3 separate regions of the Homo sapiens genome follow, and regions 1 and 2 are each linked to region 3. The links are chromatin contacts, found by Hi-C or POLR2A ChIA-PET in ENCODE. All regions are on one chromosome and are shown on one strand. Each heading gives the region's core, a stretch centred on a gene start or an enhancer-like site at or near the end of the contact. The rest is flanking DNA. Distances are from core to core; before and after follow the strand shown.

The links. A loop is a pair of places that touch in the nucleus more often than their neighbours do. ChIA-PET counts read pairs that join two places held with the same protein, here RNA polymerase II (POLR2A). Pooled maps may share reads with other maps.
Region 1: a loop to region 3 is called in a pooled map, with 9 times the contacts of the local background. The contact joins the promoter of LINC01089 here to the promoter of UBC in region 3. A Hi-C loop is called at or near these places in 2 of 37 single-sample maps with no recorded cell type and 11 of 50 pooled maps. POLR2A ChIA-PET finds 5 or more read pairs at or near these places in 1 of 52 experiments (activated naive CD4-positive, alpha-beta T cell).
Region 2: a pooled map shows a loop between it and region 3 (4-fold over the local background). The contact joins the enhancer-like site here to the promoter of UBC in region 3. A Hi-C loop is called at or near these places in 5 of 50 pooled maps.

What each region holds. Positions count from the first base shown.
Region 1 is chr12:121,801,696-121,805,103 of GRCh38, reverse strand. LINC01089 (long intergenic non-protein coding RNA 1089) reads left to right here and starts at 2,158. Exons shown (of 4, transcript NR_152740.1): 1 at 2,158-2,473; 2 at 3,296-3,397. SETD1B (SET domain containing 1B, histone lysine methyltransferase) reads right to left here and starts at 1,095. Exons shown (of 17, transcript NM_001353345.2): 1 at 871-1,095; 2 at 193-380. The coding sequence starts at 366. RefSeq lists silencers at 801-860, 901-1,030, 1,301-1,550.
Region 2 is chr12:120,250,632-120,254,922 of GRCh38, reverse strand. All of the region lies in intron 1 of PXN (paxillin), which reads left to right. Among named protein-coding and RNA genes, the nearest start is that of PXN, 13 kb to the left of the region's middle. Within about 2 kb of position 1,367, at least 7 of the 41 ENCODE cell types and tissues checked have a DNase peak (open chromatin) inside an H3K27ac peak, as active enhancers do.
Region 3 is chr12:124,913,400-124,918,348 of GRCh38, reverse strand. It overlaps UBC (ubiquitin C), which reads left to right and starts at 3,699. Exons shown (of 2, transcript NM_021009.7): 1 at 3,699-3,762; 2 at 4,575-4,949. The coding sequence starts at 4,578. MIR5188 (microRNA 5188) reads right to left here and starts at 2,802; the gene lies at 2,690-2,802. RefSeq lists enhancers at 523-732, 943-1,212, 1,712-2,006, 3,671-4,120, 3,445-4,402 and 2 more and silencers at 1,703-1,762, 3,121-3,460.

The DNA.
Region 1 (3,408 bases), core at 909-3,408, 3.1 Mb after region 3:
TGGGGGGCCGGGATGAGAGAACTGGTCCCCCTCCCCATGGGCAGACCCCTTTCTCGAGGCACTTGTCAAACTCCAGGGCTGGGGCCCCGTCTGACAGTTGGCCGGGGGATCGGGCGGGGGGTCCCTGGCCGCTAGGCGCGTCTCCCCGGACACGACGCGGGGCACGGCTGGGGGGGCGCGCCGGCTACTCACCGCCAGGCTGAAATGCTGCCCATCGTAGCGGTACAGTTTATGATGCCCCTTTTTCAGAGCCGGGTCAATCATCAACTTGTAACTTCTCCAATGGTGGTTCCTCCTCTCGCCCGAAGGGCCGGGCTGCGGCGGGGGCTGCTGGTGGTGGTGGTGGGGGGGGTGACTGTTCTCCATGCCGTTAACCCAACCTGAAAACCAGCAAGTTGTTGTCGTCTCCGCCGCGGCGGCGGCGGCGGCCGCTTCTACACACACGCGAAAGAATCCAATCGGCAGGCCCCCACCCCCTCCCACCTTGCCAGCGCGCCCCGAAAGGAGCTGTCTCGCTGGCTCCCCCCAAAACAAGAATGGAGCGAGAGAATAACCCTTCCGGGAGAATTACGCGCCCGCCCGCTCGGCCACCGTCTCGGGGCGGCAGCGAGGGGCTCCCGGGGGTCCCCTGGGCGGGCTGGCGGGGCCCGGGGCGCCCGGAGGACGCGGACTCCGGCCCATGGTGCCCGCCCGGCCGCCCGGCGTGGCGCTCACCCGCTAGCTCGGCCCGGCTCTGGCGCGAGGCTGGCGGCAGGGCCTGGCGGCGCCGCCGCCCGCCCGCCCGCTCGCCCGCTCGGGCCAGGGCCGGGGCCGGGGGCTTGGGCCGCCCGGCTGCCGGCCGCGGCCTCTCCCTCCCCGAGCCGCGCTTACATCCCCGCCGGGCGCCGGCCTCCCTGCGCCGCCAGCCAGTACATGGTGTCCCCCGAGGGAGCCGAGGCCGGGGCGGCCGGACCGGGGGCCAGGAAGGGGGGGCGCCGCCGCCGCGGCTGCCGGGCCCGGAGCTGCTGCCGCTGCCGCCGCCGCTGCTGCTGCTGCTGCCCGGGAGGCGGCTGGCGGCGGAGGCTCGGCTCCCAGTAGCCGCACATCCCACAATACACCGCTAAGGAGCCCGACCCGAGCGCTCACCCTCCTCCTCTTCCTCCTCCTCCTCCTCTTCCTCCTCCCCTCTCCTTCCTCGCCGCTTCCCCAGGCACTCTCCCGGCGGCGGCAGCTGCGCCGCCAAAGCCCCGGGCCCCAGCGGCCCCCCACCCCTCACTCGCGCGCTCCCACACTGCCTCCCCCTCCCCGGGGGAAGGCCTTTTAATTTATTTATTTTTCTGGGACTGGGGTGGGGGTCTTGGCTGGCGGGGGAGGGGGTCTCCCCGGGCTCTACCTCCCGCGGCCGGGACTACCCTCAGAGCCGCGACCGCCGCGGCGTGCGTCCCGGGCCTGCAAAACTGTTTCCAAACTGCCCGGGCCGGAGGCGGGCGCGCGGGGCCCGGGGAGATGGCTGGGGTCTGGGGGGCCGAGGGTGTGTGTGGACGCTGGGAGCCGCGGGGGGAGGCCGGCGTCGACTCAGAGGAGTTGCAATCGAGGTATCTGCGCTCCGGCTTCCTCCTGCGGCCCGCGACCCCCTCCCCGGAGCTGAGCTGGGGAAGGGAGACCAGGGTTCACCACGTTAGCATTCGCATTCCTGGGAGGATGCAGCCCTCGCCTGGACCTGGGCGATAGACGCCTTCTTCTGTTTTTATTTTTGGAGGGGAGCGCCCTGTAATTGTCCTGAACACATGCTTCCCCCCCTTCCTCCAGCCACCCGCGGAGGAGAGAGTCCCCCTTTTTTGCATTTATCTTTTCCTTCCCCTTTCTTTATTAAAGGTCCGGGAGTGGCGGCGGCCAATCAGCGCGCGGCTTCCATTTTGTGAGTTCAACTCCGAGGCTCCCGGGCTTCGCGAGGACGCGTTTGCAGCCCCCTCTGCCGCTCCTCTCTGGCGGCCGAGGCGCAGGAGCCGCCTCGCCGGGGCTCGGAGCTGGTGTAGCTCATATTGGGGCTCTTTTCGGGGTTTGTAATTTGGCCGTGGGTAGGTAATTGGCTGGAGCAGGGCGGCAGGGCGCGGCAGCCAATCAGCGCGCGGCTTCTATAGGGCTTGAGTTATTAGACGCTGATCTCAAAACATCCTTCATCAGACACGAAGGAGAGGCCAACAGATGAGGGAAGCCATTTTTCTGCAATGGAATTAAATGGCCAAGTGGGTTTTTCCTTTGTTGCAAATGGGGAATGTTTTTCCTTTGACTCTACCATCCAGTTCAGGACGTCTCAGTGTGTTTAACATTTGTCAACAGGCCCAAGGACTCACAGTTGGAAGACTGGAGAAGACTTTTTAAAAAGATCTGGATTTTTCCTTATGACTTGGAATCCATCTTTGTCTTGTATAACTAGGTCATAGCACACCATTCATGTCAGCAGTTAACAGTTTTGAATTCCAAAAAAACCTAAGTAAATGACATATTTTTTTTCCTCTTTTTGTTCTATGGGTGGGTGGGGGGAGCTTGGAGCTGTCTTAATCTGTATTCTCTTGACTGAACAATAAATTTTTAAATATATCTAGTTTCCTCTATTAAACACTTAAACCTGGCCATCTTATTAACTCCTTCTCTCTTTTTAACAAGGTAATGTTTTAAATGTATATAGCTTTAGGACTAGCGAAATGGCAGCAACAAAAAATTGTGAGCAGTTGTTACTCTTTTAGTTTTTAAAAAACCTTTTACATTGTAAGTACCCAATCCATTCTGTCCTGACGCAGTACAGTTTTGATGTTAATGTTGCTGAGATGTCCTTAATTTTCCGAACCTTCATCTGCATGTATGTCTTTGTCTCTCTTGTCTAATATAAGCCAGTTAAGATGCTTGAGACGATCTTGCTTTATAAAGCTAAGGTTCTAGCTTTATGCTTTTGAAAATGTTTACAGCACTAAATGCTAGTCAGCTTTCTTCCCCGTAGCTTGTACACTTTCTTTGAAAATCGATCTATTTGAAGAAAAACAGCCCTGTTTTTCTCGTCTTTGGTGTTGGGGGTTGGGGGGAGCTGGTGGGTGAGGGAAAGGAAGACCTTTTCTTTGTGTAGAGAGACTAAAGCCGTCACAGGAAACTAGATTAAAACTGGAAAACAAGTCCTAGCTGGTTCCAGCAAACACCAACGTTAAGTGGGGGGTATTTTCTATGGTGGTTGGGCGGCTGGTGCGTCTTGTGCCTTTTGTTTGATTTGACTGTATTTTCGCCTTTTGTCTCTTAATGACGATCACACCATTGCTATATCCAGAGCAGTAAACAGTCCTCAGCGAAGCCGCCTTTTTGCCTACCCAACCCTGGAAAGTTTGCAGAAGTGGAAGGAGCAGAACGTGAGGGTGTAACTTACAAAAAGGTAATAAGAAC
Region 2 (4,291 bases), core at 118-2,617, 4.7 Mb after region 3:
GGCATTTGTGTAGCACGTTAAGCTTGAGGAAATATTTTCATGTGCTTCTTTATTTTTTAAAAAACTAAACCTTAGGCCGGGCATTGTGGCTCACACCTGTAATCCCAGCACTTTGGGAGGCCAAGGCAGGTGGATCTTGAGGTCAAGAGATCAAGACCAGCCTGGCCAACATGGTGAAACCCCGTCTCTACTAAAATTACAAAAATTAGCTGGGCGTGGTGGCACGTGCCTGTAATTCCAGCTATTTGGGAGGCTGAGGCAGGAGAATCTCTTGAACCTGGGAGGCGGAGGTTGCAGTGAGCCGAGATCACACCATTGCACTCCAGTCTGGGTGACAGAGCGAGACTCCATTTCAAAAAAAACAAAACAAAAACAAAAGAACCACTAAACCTTATTGTGTATATTCGAGGTTTACAACATGTTGTCATAGGATACGTACAGATAGTAAGGTGGTTGCTAAAGTGAAGCAGATTAACCTGTCAGTCATCTCACAGCTACTTTCCTGTGTGCCAAGAGCAGCTAAATCTACTTATGTAACAAAAATCCGAAAATCCCGAGTACGATTTTCTTAACTTCAGCCCTCATATCATACATTAGATTTCTAAACTTGTGCATCTCGTGTATCTGCTACTTAGTATTCTTTGACCCACGTCTCCCCATTCTCCACTTCCACCCATAGTAACCACTGTTTCATTCTCGATCTCTGTATTTGACCTCTTTATAGATATATAAATATATATATTGGACTGGACGTGGTGGCTCACGCCTGTAATCCCAGCACTTTGGGAGGCTGAGGTGGGTGGATCATCTGAGGTTAGGAGTTCGAGACCAGCCTGGCCAACATGGCGAAACCCTCTCTACCAAAAATATAAAAATTAGCCAAGCGTGGTGGCACGGGCCTGTAGTCTCAGCCACTTGGGAGCCTGAGGCAGGAGAATCGCCTGAACCCAAGAGGTGGAGGCTGGAATGAGCCAAGATCACGCCACTGCACTCCAGCTTGGGTGACAGAGAAAGACTCGATCTCAAAAATAAGTAAAATAATAAATAAATAAATATATGTATATAGTACATATAAGTGAGATCATGCAATGTTTTTCTTGTTGTGTCTGGCTTATCTTACTTAGCACGTCCTTCCATGCTGTGGCAAATGGGCAGAATCTCCCTTTTTAAGGCTGAATAATTCACTGTATCTATATACAATGGATGTATAAACCACATTTTAATTATTTGTCCATTGACGATCATTTTTTATATGGTTCTGATAGCCACCCTTTGAGGTAGATAGTAGTTATTTTCTACTTTCAGAGGAAGCTAAACTGAAGCCCAGAGGAGTTAGGGGAAGGGAACACACCCAGTGTTACCACAGGCAATGATGCAAGAACCTGCACCTTGGGTGGGTCTTCCCACAACTAGCCCGGTCTCTTTTTTCTTTTTCTTTTTTTTCTTTTTTGAGATGGAGTCTCGCTCTGTCACCCAGGCTAGAGTGCAGTGGCGTGATCTCAGCTCACTGCAACCTCCGCCTCTGGGGTTCAAGCAATTCTCCTGTCTCAGCCTCCTGAGTAGCTGAGACTACAGGCGTGTGCCATCATGCCTGGCTACTTTTCATATTTTTAGTAGAGACGGGGTTTCACCATAATGGTCAGGCTAGTCTCAAACTCCTGACCTCAGGTGATCCACCTGCCTTGGCCTTCCAAAGAGCTGGGATTACAGGCGTGAGCCACTATGCCTGGTCTTCTTTCTGGTTTTTCATATGGGAAACCTCAAGGTAGAAATCAGAAATCTACGGGTCAGATTTGGTCTGCAGACCCTTGTTGCTTGGTCTGCATGGTATTCAAAATATTCCAAATTAGTTGCCAACATTTAAAACATCAGGAGATTGCACCAAAAAGTCCATGTTGTTCCTTTTTTTTTTTTTTTTTTTTTTGAGACAGAGTCTCACTGCGTCACCCAGGCTGGAGTGCAGTGGCATGATCTCGGCTCAACTGCAACCTCCGCCTCCTGGGTTCAAGCAATTCTCCTACCTCAACCTCCCGAGTAGTTGGGATTACAGGCGCCCGCCACCACGCCCATCTAATTTTTGTATTTTTAGTAGAGACGGAGTTTCATTACATGTCGTTTCTTTTGAAAAATCAGATCAGGCTTCATGGGATGTGTGTACTCTGTGTCACCACTTGGTTAACCTCAATAGCTCCAGCCTTGTATTTGACCCTCTCTGTTGCCTACATTGGGTCTCACTTGCCTCACACATATTCCTACTTGGCCCCTGCTTTGGGGGATTCTAAGAACTCTCTGTGCTCGATGTTTAATGACAAATGCAGTTGCCAGATCTAGGGGGTATCTTGTATTGCAGTCTCTGAATTACATTTGACTTCTGACCATGCCAACCACTCAGTTCTGCCTTGAGTCTAGATGTTGGTTCAAGTTGCAGAAAATAGCCTTCTCCTGACTCACCTTACCCTCTGCCTTTAAAATCTTAGCTGAATCCACCTTTTTGAGAAGGCTTTTTTCCCCGATAAAACTAACCAGCCTGTTGACCCTCCTGCTAAGGTAAAACTTTACAGATCTGTGTAAATTAGGCTTTCTTCTGTCTCCCGCTCTGCCCCGTAAGCTCTTTGAAGACAGGGATTTTATCTGCCTTTCAAATACCCCTTGCCACCAAGCACTGTGCTGTTCTCTCTGCGGTCACTTAATAACTACTTGATGGTGGTTGGTGATTAAATGGGTATGAACTGCGACACCCACAGTGATGCTGAGCCTGCAGCAAACCACTTCCTCCTCTGGAGAACCTGAGTTCTCTCTGGGTTTGGGGTGGGGAGGTGGCATAGAACCCAGCCTCTGACATCAGCCACACTTGGTTCTGTATCAATGCTGTTGCCTACTACTTGTGTGACCCTGGCAGATCACTTTACACTCTGAGCCTTGGTCTCCTAATCCATGAAATAGGTGCATTTCCTGACATACTTTCCCGAAATACTTTCAAAGTGCTCAGTAACTGGTGATGGTTATCGTTCATTCTTGGGATAATCTTGACAACTCCTGGGGTGGAGGGTTTGGCTTTTGGTATCATTCTCTTGGCATTTATTTGTTTGTTTGTTTATTTATTTTTGAGACCAAGTCTCGCTCTGTTGCCCAGGCTGGAGTACAGTGGCACAATCTTGGCTCACTGCAGTCTCTGCCTCCCGGGTTCAAGCAATTCTCCTGCCTCAGCCTCCCAAATAGCTGGGATTACAGGCGCCCACGACCACGCCCAGCTAATTTTTGTATTTTTAGTGGAGACAGCGTTTCACCATGTTGGCCAGGCTGGTCTTGAATTCCTGACCTCAAATGATCTGCCCACCTCACCTCCCAAAGTGCTGGGATTACAGGAGTGAGCCACCGCAGCGGCCTGTTTGTTTATTTATTTATTGAGATGGAGTCTTGCTTTGTCATCCAGGCTGGAGTGCAGGGGCGTGATCTCAGCTCACTGCAGCCTCCACCTCCCATGTTCAAGTGATTCTCCTGCCTCAGCCTCCTGAGTAGCTGGGATTACAGGCATGCGCCACTATGCTGGCTGTTTTTTGTAGTTTTGGTAGAGGTGGGGTTTCACCATGTTCGCCAGGCTGGTCTCAAACTCCTGACCTCAAGTGATCCACCTGCCTTGGCCTCCCAAAGTGCTGGGATTACAGGCGTGAGCCACCATGCCGGGCCTTATTTATTTTTTAATTAATTGATTTTTTTTGAGACAGAGTCTCGTTCCGTTGCCCAGGCTGGAGTGCAGTGGCGTGATCTCAGCTCATTGCAACCTCCACCTCCTGGGTTCAAGTGATTCTCCTGCCTCAGCCTCCCGAGTAGCTGGGATCACAGGCACCTGCCATCACACCCAGCTAATTTTTTGTATTTTTAGTAGAGATGGGGTTTCGCCATGTTGGCCAGGCTGGTCTTGAACTCCTGGCCTCAAGTGATCTGCTCACCTCGGCCTCCCAAAGTGTTGGGATTACAGACGTGAGCCATTGCACCTGGCCCACTCTTCGAATTTAAGCTTCCACTTCATCTTTAGGTTGGCTGCATTTCCCGTGGCCTTGGTGGGCACTTAGTGCAATTGGCCCTGTTTGGTTGCTTAGCTAGGCCTGGGGGAAGAATCTGACTTCAGTTACTTTCTGGAAGAATGTGATTTAGGACTCTTCATGGCGCCATGGGTTGGAGAATGTTTGGAACTCTGCTGTGGAGGTGAAATGGCCACACCCTTGGGCTGGTGGTGTTAAGTTGGGTTTTGGTTATATGACTTTTAATTTCCCCTGAGCCTCTTTGGTGG
Region 3 (4,949 bases), core at 2,450-4,949:
GCCAAATATTTCTACTAGTGCATGACAAGGAAAAAAAATACCGCAGGGAGTTGTTATTGTTAAAGGTTGGTGTCAGGAATTGGAGCTTCCTAGAAATACTCTTTGAAAAAAGTGCTTTTTCAACTATTAAATTTTATTTTACCCTTAAACAAAGCTTATTATATGAGGTCACATGAGTTGTCAAATTCATAGAGACAGAAAGTAGAATGGTGGATGCCAGGGGCTGGTGGGAGGGAGAAATGGGGAATCAGTTTTTCATGGGGACAGAGTTTGTTTTGCAAGACGAAAAGAGCTCCAGAAATGGCTTGGTGGTGATGGCTGATGCACAATACTGAATGTACTTCATGCTACAGAAATGTACACTTAAGAATGGTAAATTTTATGTGTATTTTACCACAATTTTAAGACAAAACCAAACGACGACACAAACAAAGCCCAAATAGGTTAAATAACTTCCTAATGTTCCTAAAGTAGGCAAATTTGGAGACTAGCTAAGTCCGGTTTTGACCGCTGAGATGAATGGGTTATTTTTAAGCTGGAGCGGTTTGTGTTCCACCACACAGTTATACAGCACAAGCAGAAACAGGAAGAAGAACACATTCCCCAGGTTTTTTTTTTTTACTTCCTGTTTGCCAGGCCTCTAACCTGCAGGCGTCCTTGACAACCTTTTATGGTTATATAAGCGATGACAAAGCAAGGCAAACCCTTCCCACCACCTCTCTGATTCCACCCTTTTTCTTGGGGGAAGCAAGTTTGTTGACCCTCACTCATGCTCTCAGACAGTTTCATGGGGCTGGATTAAGTCACATACAAGGTGGTGAATTTCAGAAGGGGGAACTGAATCCTTAGGGGGAGGGGAAAAACGAAGGCGGAGGAGCAGGCGCTGATCCAACCCCGCCCTCCCCAGCTGCAGCCCAGCACCCCGGCCCTTTGTGAGCTCAGCTCATCACACGCTCCCTTCCGCCTGCCAATCCCGCCCTGTTGCTGGGCCTCTGTCCCTTCTCCATTGGTGCCAGCTCTGAAGCAATCTTTTCTGGGGCGCCTGCAAAGGACGGATCTGTGGGTGGAACGAACTGAAAACGGATCCAGTGACTCATCCCGATTCTTGCACATTCTAGCACATCGCATTCTAGGTCAGCAGGGTTTAGGTTTTAAGAGCGTGACTTGATACCTGACTCCTGAGTCCAAGTGGGACATTTAGACTTTGGGAACCCTTTCGGAAAACAGAAAAGCAGTTGTTGCAACAACAAAAATCCTTTGTAGGACAGGGTTTCTTAATTTCAGCACTATTAATATGTTGGGTCTGATAATTCTTTGTTGTGGGGGACTGTCCCTCATAGAATGTTCAGTGGCATCCCTGGTGTCTACCAACAGTGCTAGTATTAGTAGTAGCATCCCCTAACCTCCCCTGAGTTGTGACAACCAAGAATATCTCCAGATATTGCCAAATGTCCCCTGAAAGAGCAAATCACTCCTTGTTGAGAACCATTGTTGTAGAGAAACATCAGACACCTGCGTTTTGGGAGGCCATTTTCTTCCCTGTCACCTCAGTGACTTTGGAGAAAGGTTTATTTCTGTTTGCTTCAATAACCATTTAAGTCAGGGAATGCTGGGATGTTTTCAATAATTTTTTTCTGCTAGAGACAACATTGGTTTCTCTTTGCAGCTAACCTTTGGCCCATTACCCACCCTACCCTCATCCCCTCTTCTTCCTTTTTCCTCCTCCTGTCCTCCTCTCCCGCCCCTGCCTCTGCAGTTAGGGCTGTTTTTTCTCTGTACCTTTTGGACTCTGAAAAAAGCTATGTCACAAAGCTGGTGACTCAGCCTTTAAACAACATGAATCACAAGGCTTGCAGCAGAGTAACAGCCAAAAGCAACCAGGGCGTGGTTGAAAGCCAGGCCTGGTCACCTCAGAAAGAATCTCAGCTTTTTAATCCCTTCAAAACTCCTTCCCGAAATGTAGGGGAAAAACAAAAAACAAAAACTTTGCAGAAATGTGTATTGGAAATCACTGGGGTATCCTGCCAATCCTGGAAAATGACACTTTTATTATTCGTTTTAATTTCCCAGTAACACATGAATTCATTCTCTTTAAAATGTTAAAAATTGGAGATGTCAAAGTCTGTTTTGAACAATGCACAGATCTTGGATTTTCATAAATACACAGAAACATGGGTTACCATAGAAAATATATAGCAGGTTCATTTTGCTTTGATGCATATTTTAAGTCTGCCGTTTAAATAATGTAATGTTCATAACTTAAAACAAGAATGCAGCCTTTTCCTAATGGCAAAATATTTTTCAGTTGGTAGCCTCTTTTTCTCTTTTTTTTGAAGCTTTTAAGGGTAGAAATCAAAATAGCCTCCCTACCTCCAATACATTTGTAGAAACAGGGACTATTTGTAGAAGAGTCCAGAAGGAACAGTGGCTGGGAAATTGAGGGCATGAGGGAGACTTTTCACTGTACACTTTAAAAAGACACATTTAAAAAATCTCACCATGTTCGTATATTTTAAAACATTTAAAAAATATACTGAAGAAATGACACGTAGGGATCACAAAATAGGTTGTGGTAAAAATTTAAAAAGCTGGCTGGTGATGCTTTTCTCCCCACTTCTTTTACCAAAATAGAATTGCCCTGTAGAATTACATTTCATATTTGACACCCTACCCTGCACTGAAATAAGGTTGGGATTCTATTCCTGTCTTTTAAAATCTCCGGTTTAAATGGGTCCGATTATTGAATGGATCCTGCTTACAATAATCGTACCCATTGAAACCAGAGAAATTTCCATGCCTCCCTGTTGGCATCAAGTAGGACCTTTCCATACCTGGCCCTCAGAATGTACAGGAAGGTGGAAGAACAGTCTAGAAGGATGTCGTTCGCTCAGCCTTGCGTTCCAGCTAAAATAAAACTGTGTGGGGTTTCCGCCTCTTTTTTCCAAATTTAACCTGGACACCCAGCTCCTCTGCAGTGTCTCCCCTGGAAAGTTCTCGAGCGTTCCCCAGCTTTAGGGCCACGCCCGCCCTGAGATCTGCCGAGTCATTGTCCTTGTCCCGCGGCCCCGGGAGCCCCCCGCGACCGGCCTGGGAGGCTCAGGGAGGTTGAAGGGGGCTGAGCAAAGGAAGCCCCGTCATTACCTCAAATGTGACCCAAAAATAAAGACCCGTCCATCTCGCAGGGTGGGCCAGGGCGGGTCAGGAGGGAGGGGAGGGAGACCCCGACTCTGCAGAAGGCGCTCGCTGCGTGCCCCACGTCCGCCGAACGCGGGGTTCGCGACCCGAGGGGACCGCGGGGGCTGAGGGGAGGGGCCGCGGAGCCGCGGCTAAGGAACGCGGGCCGCCCACCCGCTCCCGGTGCAGCGGCCTCCGCGCCGGGTTTTGGCGCCTCCCGCGGGCGCCCCCCTCCTCACGGCGAGCGCTGCCACGTCAGACGAAGGGCGCAGCGAGCGTCCTGATCCTTCCGCCCGGACGCTCAGGACAGCGGCCCGCTGCTCATAAGACTCGGCCTTAGAACCCCAGTATCAGCAGAAGGACATTTTAGGACGGGACTTGGGTGACTCTAGGGCACTGGTTTTCTTTCCAGAGAGCGGAACAGGCGAGGAAAAGTAGTCCCTTCTCGGCGATTCTGCGGAGGGATCTCCGTGGGGCGGTGAACGCCGATGATTATATAAGGACGCGCCGGGTGTGGCACAGCTAGTTCCGTCGCAGCCGGGATTTGGGTCGCAGTTCTTGTTTGTGGATCGCTGTGATCGTCACTTGGTGAGTAGCGGGCTGCTGGGCTGGCCGGGGCTTTCGTGGCCGCCGGGCCGCTCGGTGGGACGGAGGCGTGTGGAGAGACCGCCAAGGGCTGTAGTCTGGGTCCGCGAGCAAGGTTGCCCTGAACTGGGGGTTGGGGGGAGCGCAGCAAAATGGCGGCTGTTCCCGAGTCTTGAATGGAAGACGCTTGTGAGGCGGGCTGTGAGGTCGTTGAAACAAGGTGGGGGGCATGGTGGGCGGCAAGAACCCAAGGTCTTGAGGCCTTCGCTAATGCGGGAAAGCTCTTATTCGGGTGAGATGGGCTGGGGCACCATCTGGGGACCCTGACGTGAAGTTTGTCACTGACTGGAGAACTCGGTTTGTCGTCTGTTGCGGGGGCGGCAGTTATGGCGGTGCCGTTGGGCAGTGCACCCGTACCTTTGGGAGCGCGCGCCCTCGTCGTGTCGTGACGTCACCCGTTCTGTTGGCTTATAATGCAGGGTGGGGCCACCTGCCGGTAGGTGTGCGGTAGGCTTTTCTCCGTCGCAGGACGCAGGGTTCGGGCCTAGGGTAGGCTCTCCTGAATCGACAGGCGCCGGACCTCTGGTGAGGGGAGGGATAAGTGAGGCGTCAGTTTCTCTGGTCGGTTTTATGTACCTATCTTCTTAAGTAGCTGAAGCTCCGGTTTTGAACTATGCGCTCGGGGTTGGCGAGTGTGTTTTGTGAAGTTTTTTAGGCACCTTTTGAAATGTAATCATTTGGGTCAATATGTAATTTTCAGTGTTAGACTAGTAAATTGTCCGCTAAATTCTGGCCGTTTTTGGCTTTTTTGTTAGACAATGCAGATCTTCGTGAAGACTCTGACTGGTAAGACCATCACCCTCGAGGTTGAGCCCAGTGACACCATCGAGAATGTCAAGGCAAAGATCCAAGATAAGGAAGGCATCCCTCCTGACCAGCAGAGGCTGATCTTTGCTGGAAAACAGCTGGAAGATGGGCGCACCCTGTCTGACTACAACATCCAGAAAGAGTCCACCCTGCACCTGGTGCTCCGTCTCAGAGGTGGGATGCAAATCTTCGTGAAGACACTCACTGGCAAGACCATCACCCTTGAGGTCGAGCCCAGTGACACCATCGAGAACGTCAAAGCAAAGATCCAGGACAAGGAAGGCATTCCTCCTGACCAGCAGAGGTTGATCTTTGCCGGAAAG